Linked DNA regions of Homo sapiens: regions 2 and 3 are each linked to region 1. Evidence: chromatin contacts called from ENCODE Hi-C or POLR2A ChIA-PET data. All regions are on one chromosome and are shown on one strand. Each heading gives the region's core, a stretch centred on a gene start or an enhancer-like site at or near the end of the contact. The rest is flanking DNA. Distances are from core to core; before and after follow the strand shown. Region 1 holds the start of RBBP8 (RB binding protein 8, endonuclease). Region 2 holds the start of TTC39C (tetratricopeptide repeat domain 39C). Region 3 overlaps TTC39C (tetratricopeptide repeat domain 39C).

Region 1 (3,085 bases), core at 33-2,532:
CCAACATGGCACATGTATGCATATGTAACAAACCTGCACGTCGTGCATATGTACCCTAGAACTTAAAGTATAAAAAATAATAATAAAATAAAGAAAAAATACCTCTCTGCAGCAAAAAGAAAAAAAAAGAAGACATAAACGATTTCTATTAAGTCAACAGTTTAAAATGAAGGTTTAATTACTTCAATGACCGAAAAAGTATTAACATATTCGTTTAAAGAGTGTAAAATAAGCATCCTTTACGTATCTATCTTCAAGTAAGTGATGTACAGTGCCTTAAAAACAAAACATAAAAACAAAACATTCAACTTGCAAATTCTGGCTCGCAAAACCCTTTCCACCTACCCGCATGCCCGGCACTTTTTGTTAGCATCTCTCTCTGCAATGAACCGTTATTCGAGGCACGACGACAATGTACATTTTTCAATCTCTCAGAACGTCACGTCTTACCTCCCAAGTTGCATTCTGGGCTCAAAGGCCTGTAATTTGTGTGTATTCCTTAGTATAAACCACTACACTGCAGGTGCTCACCAAAATACTCGCTGCCACACCACAGGTATTCTCACACGGGTAAGGCGAGAGGCACATTTCATCACACAGGGGACTTGAACAAACTGCACGGGACATTTCAGGGGTCCTCTTATGGGCGGAGCAGAGCAGCGGGGCAAAGGCTTTCCAGCCAGGTCCCTTCTCCATCCATTTCTCCCCAGGTGCCCGCGCCGGTTCCGCGTGCGGGTCTGGCCAAAAAACCTCCGAAGCGCGCGCGCGAGCCGCAGTCGGCGCATGCGCGGGGCGGGCTTGGCGGCGAAAGGCGCTTCCTCAGCCCGCGCGGGAGACCCAGAAGTAGTACTGAGGTAGCGCTCGTCCTCCCGCCGGTCCACCACCACCGAGTGTAGCCCGGGCCCGGCCTATTTCATCAGACACAACCCCAGAGCCGGGAGCCACCCCTACCCCGGGAGCCCTTCGCCAAGCACGCAGCTCCAGACCAGAAGCAGTCGCTCCGACCCAGAGCTCCGGGTGGGGTAAAGAGATTGCTTTTACTCACCGCCTCCGAGATTGCCTCGGGATTCGCGAAAGCCCCCGAAGGGAAGCGAGCACTTTCTGAGGCTGTGAAAGGACGGCTGCTCGCTTTTCTCTTTCGCCCTTTTCCCTCACCAGAGTGCCAAATCCTCGGTGGGAAAGCCGACCCCTCCGGACAGCCCGCGCTTTAAGGCCGGGGGCTGCCGGCCGGGCTCGGAGGCGGCCGGACCCGCCCCGCCCGGGAGCCCGCGCGACGTCACGCGGGAGTTCCACTTGCGTCACGCCCCTTCCTCCAGCTGCCCATCGCGGCGGCGCACTTCGTGCCCTAGCTGAGGAGCGGGCTCTTCGGTGCGGCCCATCCCGGAGGGCGATGGTTGGGGAGGGGAGCGCTACCTCGGAGCTGCCGGGAGCTACCCGAAGAGTCTGGCGACCGCCACAGCATTTCTGAATTGCGCTGGGGAAAGCTCAAGCCGTTCTGTTGGGGGAGCATCAAGCCCTTGCGGTTCTGTGAAAGTTATCTGTACACTGTGTCTAGCTTAAGCATTTTGCAGGGAAGCATGTGTAGAGTGACCTGTACCGAATGAAGAGTTAAAATTAACTGATGGGGGGTATGGACGCGGATCCGTCTAACATAGTTTTCGGCCTTGTCGCTGTTATCTGCAGTTTAGTGATGTGACCTGACAGGGTTGTGCGGTAACGCCATAGATCAAAACGATCTGTATTTTGCTGAGGTTAAACGGGAAGTTTCTGGCAAATTTGAAACGAGAAGGAATCTCCTTCAGCATTATTTATTGGGACAACATGCTGTTAGATAATTTTTTTTAAAAAGTCCATTTTTCTTGTGGCTGTTCGTTTGAGATTCAAACCGATAGTAGGTATTCCTATTTCTCCTGATTTGTAAAAGAATCGTTTTTAGACCACTAGAAATTCTACAAATGAACAAAATAGACTAGAATCAAATATCTTTTAAACCAGTCCAGTACTTTTGTGTAATTATTCTAAGACCTGGGAAGGGATAATATTAACAGGCTTTAAAAGTTTAGTACTTAGAAATCATAAATACAAAGTGGAAAGGTAATTTTTCCACCTGTCCCACATCTTAAGGGATGAATAAATATAACTTAAAAAGTTAGTATACAGAAGAGGGGTGCTAAACCTTCTATTAGCCTGTTACAGCAACTATCATTCACTTCCCCATTTTATAAGACTTAACTCCACATTTTTAAAAGAAAATGGATGAAATTTTGACTATGTAATTTTTAACGCAAGATAGGAAACATAATTGACAGAGTGAAGCTTTTATGTTTATGACAGAAATAACCTGTAATAAGTTTGTCATTTAACAGAGTATTGAAAGAGCAGTGTGCTGTGGTCTCTACTGTGGTCCAAAGAAAAACTGAGCAGAATGACCCAACCTGTTCCTATGGCCTCTGCCTGTGTCTCACTCTCTAATCCATTTATGCAAGTCAGAAACCAAAGAGTCATCCTTGACACTTTATTCATCCCTAACTTCCATATCCAAGCCATCACGCAGTCCAATTTTACTTACTAAACATGTAAATCCATCCCCTTCTCTCCATCACTACCTCCATAATCCAAGATACTGTTATTTCTTACCTAGTCTACTGCTAGGCTCCTTTCCACATCCACGCTACCAACCACCCCTCCTAAATCTTTGTTTTCACTGGTGTTCAGAAAAAAATTTGAACTTCTATTCTCCATATATATATTTAATTTTAAATTACATACATGTACTGTTGAAAAATGGTACATGATCTAATGAAGTTACAGGCTCTGAAGTCAGACATCTGGGTTTAAATCCTGCTCTAATACTTCCTTACTGAGTGACTTTGGACTGACTGCTTAAGCTCGCTGTCCCATTTTACCTACCTGTAAATTGAGGATAATAATAGTACCAACCTCACAGGGTATTAAGATTAAATGAATATATGTAAACTGCTTAGTATTCAGATATATACTATGTGCCCAAAAGCTAGCCATAATTAGTATTTCTTAGCTAATATGATTATAATCCATTTTAAAAGCATTTTTAAAGGATAAAAAA
Region 2 (3,371 bases), core at 189-2,688, 1.1 Mb before region 1:
AAGTAAAAGGGCTTTAGTGAAAAGTTCACAGTTGTGAGATACTTGCTTCGCCATTAAGAAGGTGGAAGCTCTGCTGGGTAGAAACCACCATTCTCTGAGGTCTGAGACTTTAGGCATTCTCATTCTTACAGACTCTGTCTCCCGGTCACAGTTGTACATTGGTCCTCTCATTCCAACCAAACTACAGGGTCTCCATAGCGTGAAGCATGTGGTCCTTAAACGTGTTGGGGAAAGCTGCTAATCAACGTCCTTAAGGCTCGTCAACAATCAGACGGCAAATCACAAACTTGCTTCCTCAACCCGAGAACAAACACTCCAGGTCCCCAAAGAAATGAAGGTTCCTTCCACTCCCACAGGAAAACTACCAGGTTTCAGTTCTTTCGCTTTATTTTTTAAAAGACAAATAAAAAATTAACTGAACACACGTGTTTTCCTACCATTCTCATACTTTTTAAAAATCCCTCCATTTTCTTCCTTCCTTTATTTACGTTGGAAAAATTCTTAATAAATAACGCCTGCTTGAAAGACATCAGGAACTCATTTTGAGGACTGAGTTTGCAGAAGACAAGGCAGAGAGATGAGTGGGCAGAGTTGAGCTGAAATTTTTAAATTCCTGCACGGCAAAGCAATTGTGCGTATCTGTTTTCAAACAATAAAAGCGTCTGGAATTGCACAATGTTGCAGAGCCATGCGAGGCGCGAGGAGCAGGCAGCCGGAGGGCTCCGTGTCACAAAGGCTGCCGGGGCAGCACGCGAGCCAGAGTCACGACAAGCCCGGGTCCCAGGCTCGCTGCTGCCTCAAATCTCATCCGGTCCCAAAGCCAGCTGCCCTGCAGAGAGGAGCCTACCGGCACCGGGCACGTCTGTGGGAGGGCGAGGCTGGGAGAAAGTGAGAGGGGGACTGCGGGCGCGCGGGGCGGGCGCGCGGCGGGTCCCGGGAGGGAAAGGACAACGGAGCCGGGGGTAGGGGGTGGACGAGGAGATGTGGCAGAGGCGCATTCCCTCTGGCTGATCTTGCCAGGGAGGAGACCTGAGGACCGGAATCGGTGACCGACAGGAGGGGGAGGGGGCTCCCGGGGGCCGCAGGTCGAGGCGCGTGAGCCGGACACGAGGTGCGCGCTGCAGGGTTGGGGAATCGGGGACGCGTGGGTCACCTGTATTGTTTGAAAAGCTGGTCCGACTCCCTGAAGCCGTTGTTGAGCAGCATGTTGATGCCGGCCAGGGCCAGCTCCGCGTCCTGCAGGGGCGCCGCCGCCGCCGCTGCCGCGTCCGAGTCTCCGTCGTCCCGCCGCCGCGGCCGCTGCTGCTCCGAGCCGGCCATGGGCGTGCGAGGCCCTGCGCTGGGCCGAGGCGAGATCGGGAGCAGCTGCTGCGGCCCCGCGCGCGCCCGGAGCCCGGCTCTACCTGCCCGGAGCCAAGCGGAGCCGGGAGGGGAGGGGAGGGGAGGGGAGAAGACGGGAGGGAAGAGGAGGGAAGGACCGCGGAGGGAGGAGCCGCGGCCCGGCTGCGGCGCGGCGTGGGAGGTGGGCGTCCGGCCGCCGCCGCGGGGATTACTCAGCAGCACCCGCCCGCTCCTCTCGCGCCCTCCGAAGCACCCAACTCGCGCGGGCCCCGAAGCGGAATCCGTTTCCGGGTGTCTCTCACCCCGCCAAGCCGGTCCCCGAGCGGCGGCCGCCTCCACTTCCTGCAGCCCCCGCGCCCCGGCCCCTCCCGGGTCCCCAAGCCGCGCCTTCGCCCACCGCCCAGGACTGCTCGGACACACGCACGCGAGACCCGGAGACCCGAGCGCCCCACCCTCCCCCGAAGGGGCCGGACCCAGGAGTCGGGAGGAGGGCAAGGCGCGGAGGGAGAACGAGCGTGCGGATGTGGAAGGAAAGGGAAAGGGAAGGGGAACTCCGCCCGGGCCGCTATGCTAGCGCGCGGCGCTTTGTCCACGAGTAACTGAAACTCCACGAGTAACTGAAACCCCACGCAGCCCGCGCCCGCGACCCCAGACTTCATCCCGACCCTGGGGCCGCCCCCTAGGACCAGGGCAGCCAATTCCCGAGGAGGTGGGCGGCGGGGGCGGGGTCTCTGGCACCTGCCCCGCAGCTCCCCGGAGCCCCGCGCTGCGGGACTGCAAGGCAGAGCCCCTCGGATCCCGGTACCACCCACTCCAGCCCGCCACCAACATTTGCGCAGTGGGGCAGGAGGAGAAATGGAGGCCTATATGCCATGTGCCCAAATATTTAAAAGTTATAAATTCAGCTGCCAAAGTGTGTTCTATTCTCACACTGCCAATTATTCTTGCAAAGCTTTGGCGTTCATATGACCAAATGTCAGCAAAACATCAAAAGTGACTGAATTTAACCATTATCACAGAAGTCTCACTGTTCTGATGATGGGCTGGTGATATCTGGATGCCTAATATTCTAGAGACAAGCAATTCATAAATCATCTTTATGTTTTTTCCACAAATTTATTTTTCTCTAATTTAGCAAAATCCCTTAATGTAGTGTTGCAATCAAGATTATGCTCTAATGCCAAATTGGACAACCTTCCTTGAGTCGCTGTCGTTTTTAGAGTGTAGTTTATTAATTTCAACTTGAAGAAACTTTGCTGAAACATTTATAACAGAATTTTTTTTAAATGAAAGCAATCCTCAGGTTTAGAAATAACTCCTGAATTTTAAACATTATGTCATCCATTATCATGGGACCAATATAATAAGTTATTACAGAAAAATGCAAAATAATTTTGTCATGTAAGTTGCTTTTACTTATTTTGTAAATTGTACCATCCCTTATAAGAATATCTAAATCCATACAGGATTTTCAACTTTTATAAATAGAAATTTTAGAGTAATAAGAATTACTGCCACTCCTTAAGTGTCATGTGTAACTGTTGCAAAGCCATGCTAATTCTTGAGTACATCTGGAACCACAAACTGGAACACTGACAGAAGCAAGAAAATGGACGATTCACATCCTTGGGAAACAGTACGTTGTAATGCAGGAGTCACTGCATTCATGCTGTCTGAGAAGAAGGATTTGACAAGCTGACCTTTAAAAGAAAATCTAGGTTTTCTTGGATTTAACATAATGTTAGTCTCAAACATCAGCAGTGTCACCATCCTTCATGGCACTGAGAGGCTGTAACCTTTTGTTTTTAGGGCACTGAGCTAAAGATGAGAAGAAGCGTTCCCTGGAGCCTGCATGGCATCAATCATGAGAATGGATGTTGAGGGTTATGCACCCCACTGAGGCAGCACTGAATGCCAGATCCCAAGTTACAGAGGTGCTTGTATGTTTTTAAATAAATTTATGCGTGTGTGTGTGTGTGTGTGTGTGTGTGTGTGTGTGTTTTGATGGGCAGGGCCCTCAAACGCAGGTC
Region 3 (3,345 bases), core at 509-3,008, 1.1 Mb before region 1:
TGATGCTCAGTTACAATCCAAAAAGCCAAAGGTTTAACAGAAAAGCAGAAAAAAATAGAAACTAGAATATATATTCTTGAGAGCACAGAGGCAATTGGAATCTAATTGAAAACAAATAATCACTGGCTGCAGATTTTAAACAAATCTGTAAAACCCTAAAAATATCGATTGGCTATTGACTGTTTCTATTATGTGCCTGGCACTGTGCTTGCCACCTGAGGAACGCCAAAGAACTATAAAACATTGTCCAATCCCGCCTAATGCCCACAATAAAATTAGAAAAGAAAATAAACAAAGGAAAAAATAAGCATGCAACTTAACATACATATTTAAATGCTCTATTGGGTCACATACAGAAAGAGTGAAAACAAACAACGCTGAGATGATGAGTGAATTGTTCTTTTTTATCTCCTTTTTCTGTCACTAAATAGTTTTCCATGTAGTAAACACATAAATAAATTAGAGAGTGCAAAATAGTTACTGCAGGATTTCGGAAGAACACTTTACTCCTACCCATTCTTAACTGGAAATTTGGAGGGATAAATTTAACTCCATTTTATCCTGTATTTTCCAGGCTACCTCAGCTTTATTAAAGGAAGTGAAGCTTGCACTAAGGGAAAGGGAACACCCCAGGAGAGAGCAGCAGGAATGCCAGTAGGAAGGAGCAGATGGGCGAGCGGCTTGGAGGCAGAGTGAAGCAGGGGACACACCGGGACAAAAGGGTGCAAGCCCAACAGAGGAGTGAACACCTGCTCCCGGAGAAACGGCATCTCTCAACGTGACGTCGAAGGGACCAGGATTATAGACATGAATGCTAACAATTCTGACCTCAGGTGAGGAGCTACAGAAATGGATGGTAGAACTGGAAACAAACGTTAAGAATCCATCCAATCCTGAGTACGTGGAACTAAATCAATAAAACACAACAGAAACCTCCACGGTGAAAACCCCACTCTTCTAGAATAAGAATACAATGAATTCAATCCGTCTTTAATTTTGTGCCTAAGATGGGTGCCAATGTCTGAAGGCACATGTTAAAGTCTATGGTAACAAGCTGTAAGGTCCTTAATTTGAGCCAAGGAAACAGAACCCAACGTTTTTGACTGAGTCAAAGATGATAAACTGATGTATGTCAAAACAAACTTAATGCTCATGTCGAGAGAGGCCATGTTGCTTTTACTACATTCTGCGTCCAACTTGGCACTGAAACAGGTTCTCGGGACTTGCCCTACTCTCCATCCCACACTCTGTAAAGCAAAAATTCCAGCCACAGCCAGGCCAAGCAGGAGGAGGCAGAGGCTGGGGGAGAATGCAGCACCGAGAACAGGACGCTCTGCACTGTGGCTCCTACAGGGGCCGCTCCAGCAGCTCCATGAGAGGACACAGCAGCTGAGTGCATGTCTTCCCAACAAGCAGAGAACACGCTATTTAAGAGCCATACACCCTGCACAGCCTTTCATCTGGCTGCTCTGAAAGGTCAAGTATGAATCATTCAGCTGTCGTTATCGCTGTGTCTGTGGAGGGAGGTGGAGACAGCAGAAAAACCACAGAGCAGGCCGGGCGCGGTGGCTCATGCCTGTAATCCCAGCACTTTTGGAGGCTGAGGCAGGCAGATCACTTGAGGTCAGGAGTTCAAAACCAGCCTGGCCAACATGGTGAAACCCTGTCTCTACTAAAAAATACAAAAAAATTAGCCGGGCTTGGTGGCAGGTGCCTGTAGTTCCAGCTACTCAGGAGGCTGAGGCAGGAGAATAGCATGAAACCAGGAGGTGGAGGTTGTAGTGACCCAAGATTGTGCCACTGCACTCCAGCCTGGGCAACAGACAATCTGTCCCACCTTATGAGGACCAGGCAACAACTAGCTGAGAGATGGAGGGGGCGAGAGGAAACCCTGCCCCATACGGGGACAGAAGTCTTCCCTGGGAAAGGGCAAGAGCTGCTTGCAAAATGGGAATATCAAGTTACATGAAATTGATCTTGGATAAATTTTGTAATTTTTCAGGGGGACTGTATCTGGTGCAAGCATCTATTAAAGCCTGTCTGTCCAACTGTCCCGGAAGGAGGCTGGTTAACCCATGGCAATTCAGGCTTGCCTTTCTTGTGTCTCAAATAATAGAGGTTTTTTTTTTGTTTTTTTTTTTTTTTTTTTGAGACAAGGTCTCACTTGGATTGCTCAGGCTGCAGTGCAGTGGCACTATCTCACCTTACTGCAGCCCCGACCTCCCAAGCTCAGGTGATTCTTCCACCTCAGCCTCCTGAGTAGCTGGGACTACAGGCACACGCCACCAAGCCTGGCTGATTTTTTGTATTTTTAGTAGAGATGGGTTTTGCCATGTTGCCCAGGCTGGTCTCAAACTCCTAGACTCAAGCAATCCACCCACTTCGGCCTCCCAAAGTGCTAGGAGCCACCGTGCACAGGTGTGAGCCACTGTTCCTGGCCCAAGACTTTGAAGGACAAAAGATGATTTAGTTTTCACCAGTCAGCCCACTGCCTCGTTATCTTCAACCTTCACCAACAGACTTTTTTTTTTTTAATTATACTTTAAGTTCTAGCGTACATGTGCACAATGTGCAGGTTTGTTACGTATGTATACATGTGCCATGTTGGTGTGCTGCACCCATTAACTTGTCATTTACATTAGGTATTTCTCTTAATGCCAACCCTCCCCACTCCCCCCACCCCACGACAGGCCCCGGTGTGTGATGTTCCCCACCCTGTGTCCAAGTGTTCTCATTGTTCAATTCTAACCTATAAGTGAGAACATGCGTGTTTAGTTTTCTGTCCTTACAATAGTTTGCTCAGAATGATGGTTTCCAGCTTCATCCATGTCCCTACAAAGGACATGAACTCATCCTTTTTTATGGCTGCATAGTATTCCATGGTGTATATGTGCCACATTTTCTTTATCCAGTCTATCATTGATGGATATTTGGGTTGGTTCCAAGTCTTTGCTATTGTGAATAGTGCCGCAATAAACATACATGTGCATGTGTCTTTATAGCAGCATGATTTATAATCCTCTGGGTATATACCCAGTAATGAGATGGCTAGGTCAAATGGTATTTCTAGTTCTAGATCCCTGAGGAGTCGCCACACTGTCTTCCACAATGGTTGAACTAGTTTACCGTCCCACCAACAGTGTAAAAGTGTTCCTATTTCTCCACATCCTCTCCAGCACCTGTTGTTTCCTGACTTTTTAACGATCACCATTCTAACTTATGTGAGATGGTATCTCATTGTGATTTTGATCTGCATTTCTCTGATGGCCGGTGATGATGAGCATTTTTTCATGTGTCACCAACAGACTTCTAATAGGCTCACTTCTCCAATCCCAATATCTTCCT

Evidence for each region. Hi-C counts contacts between places; a loop is a spot of excess contacts on that map. ChIA-PET counts read pairs that join two places held with the same protein, here RNA polymerase II (POLR2A). Pooled maps may share reads with other maps.
Region 2: a pooled map shows a loop between it and region 1 (6-fold over the local background). The contact joins the promoter of TTC39C here to the promoter of RBBP8 in region 1. A Hi-C loop is called at or near these places in 3 of 37 single-sample maps with no recorded cell type and 9 of 50 pooled maps.
Region 3: a loop to region 1 is called in a map of naive thymus-derived CD4-positive, alpha-beta T cell, with 7 times the contacts of the local background. The contact joins the enhancer-like site here to the promoter of RBBP8 in region 1. A Hi-C loop is called at or near these places in 1 of 168 maps with a recorded cell type or tissue (naive thymus-derived CD4-positive, alpha-beta T cell). POLR2A ChIA-PET finds 5 or more read pairs at or near these places in 2 of 52 experiments (PC-3 and activated CD4-positive, alpha-beta T cell).

The regions. Positions count from the first base shown.
Region 1 is chr18:22,931,525-22,934,609 of GRCh38, reverse strand. RBBP8 (RB binding protein 8, endonuclease) reads right to left here and starts at 1,282. Exons shown (of 19, transcript NM_002894.3): 1 at 1,046-1,282. RBBP8-AS1 (RBBP8 antisense RNA 1) reads left to right here and starts at 846. Exons shown (of 5, transcript NR_198963.1): 1 at 846-1,022. MIR4741 (microRNA 4741) reads right to left here and starts at 1,261; the gene lies at 1,172-1,261. RefSeq lists enhancers at 489-538, 899-1,028, 712-1,552 and a silencer at 1,159-1,238.
Region 2 is chr18:24,012,821-24,016,191 of GRCh38, reverse strand. It overlaps TTC39C (tetratricopeptide repeat domain 39C), which reads right to left and starts at 1,438. Exons shown (of 14, transcript NM_001135993.2): 1 at 1,154-1,438. The coding sequence starts at 1,320. It overlaps TTC39C-AS1 (TTC39C antisense RNA 1), which reads left to right and starts at 732. Exons shown (of 6, transcript NR_110796.1): 1 at 732-888; 2 at 3,151-3,275. RefSeq lists silencers at 1,022-1,201, 1,282-2,201.
Region 3 is chr18:24,074,489-24,077,833 of GRCh38, reverse strand. The region is part of intron 4 of TTC39C (tetratricopeptide repeat domain 39C); the gene reads right to left. Among named protein-coding and RNA genes, the nearest start is that of TTC39C-AS1, 61 kb to the right of the region's middle. RefSeq lists an enhancer at 1,295-1,589. Within about 2 kb of position 1,758, at least 16 of the 41 ENCODE cell types and tissues checked have a DNase peak (open chromatin) inside an H3K27ac peak, as active enhancers do.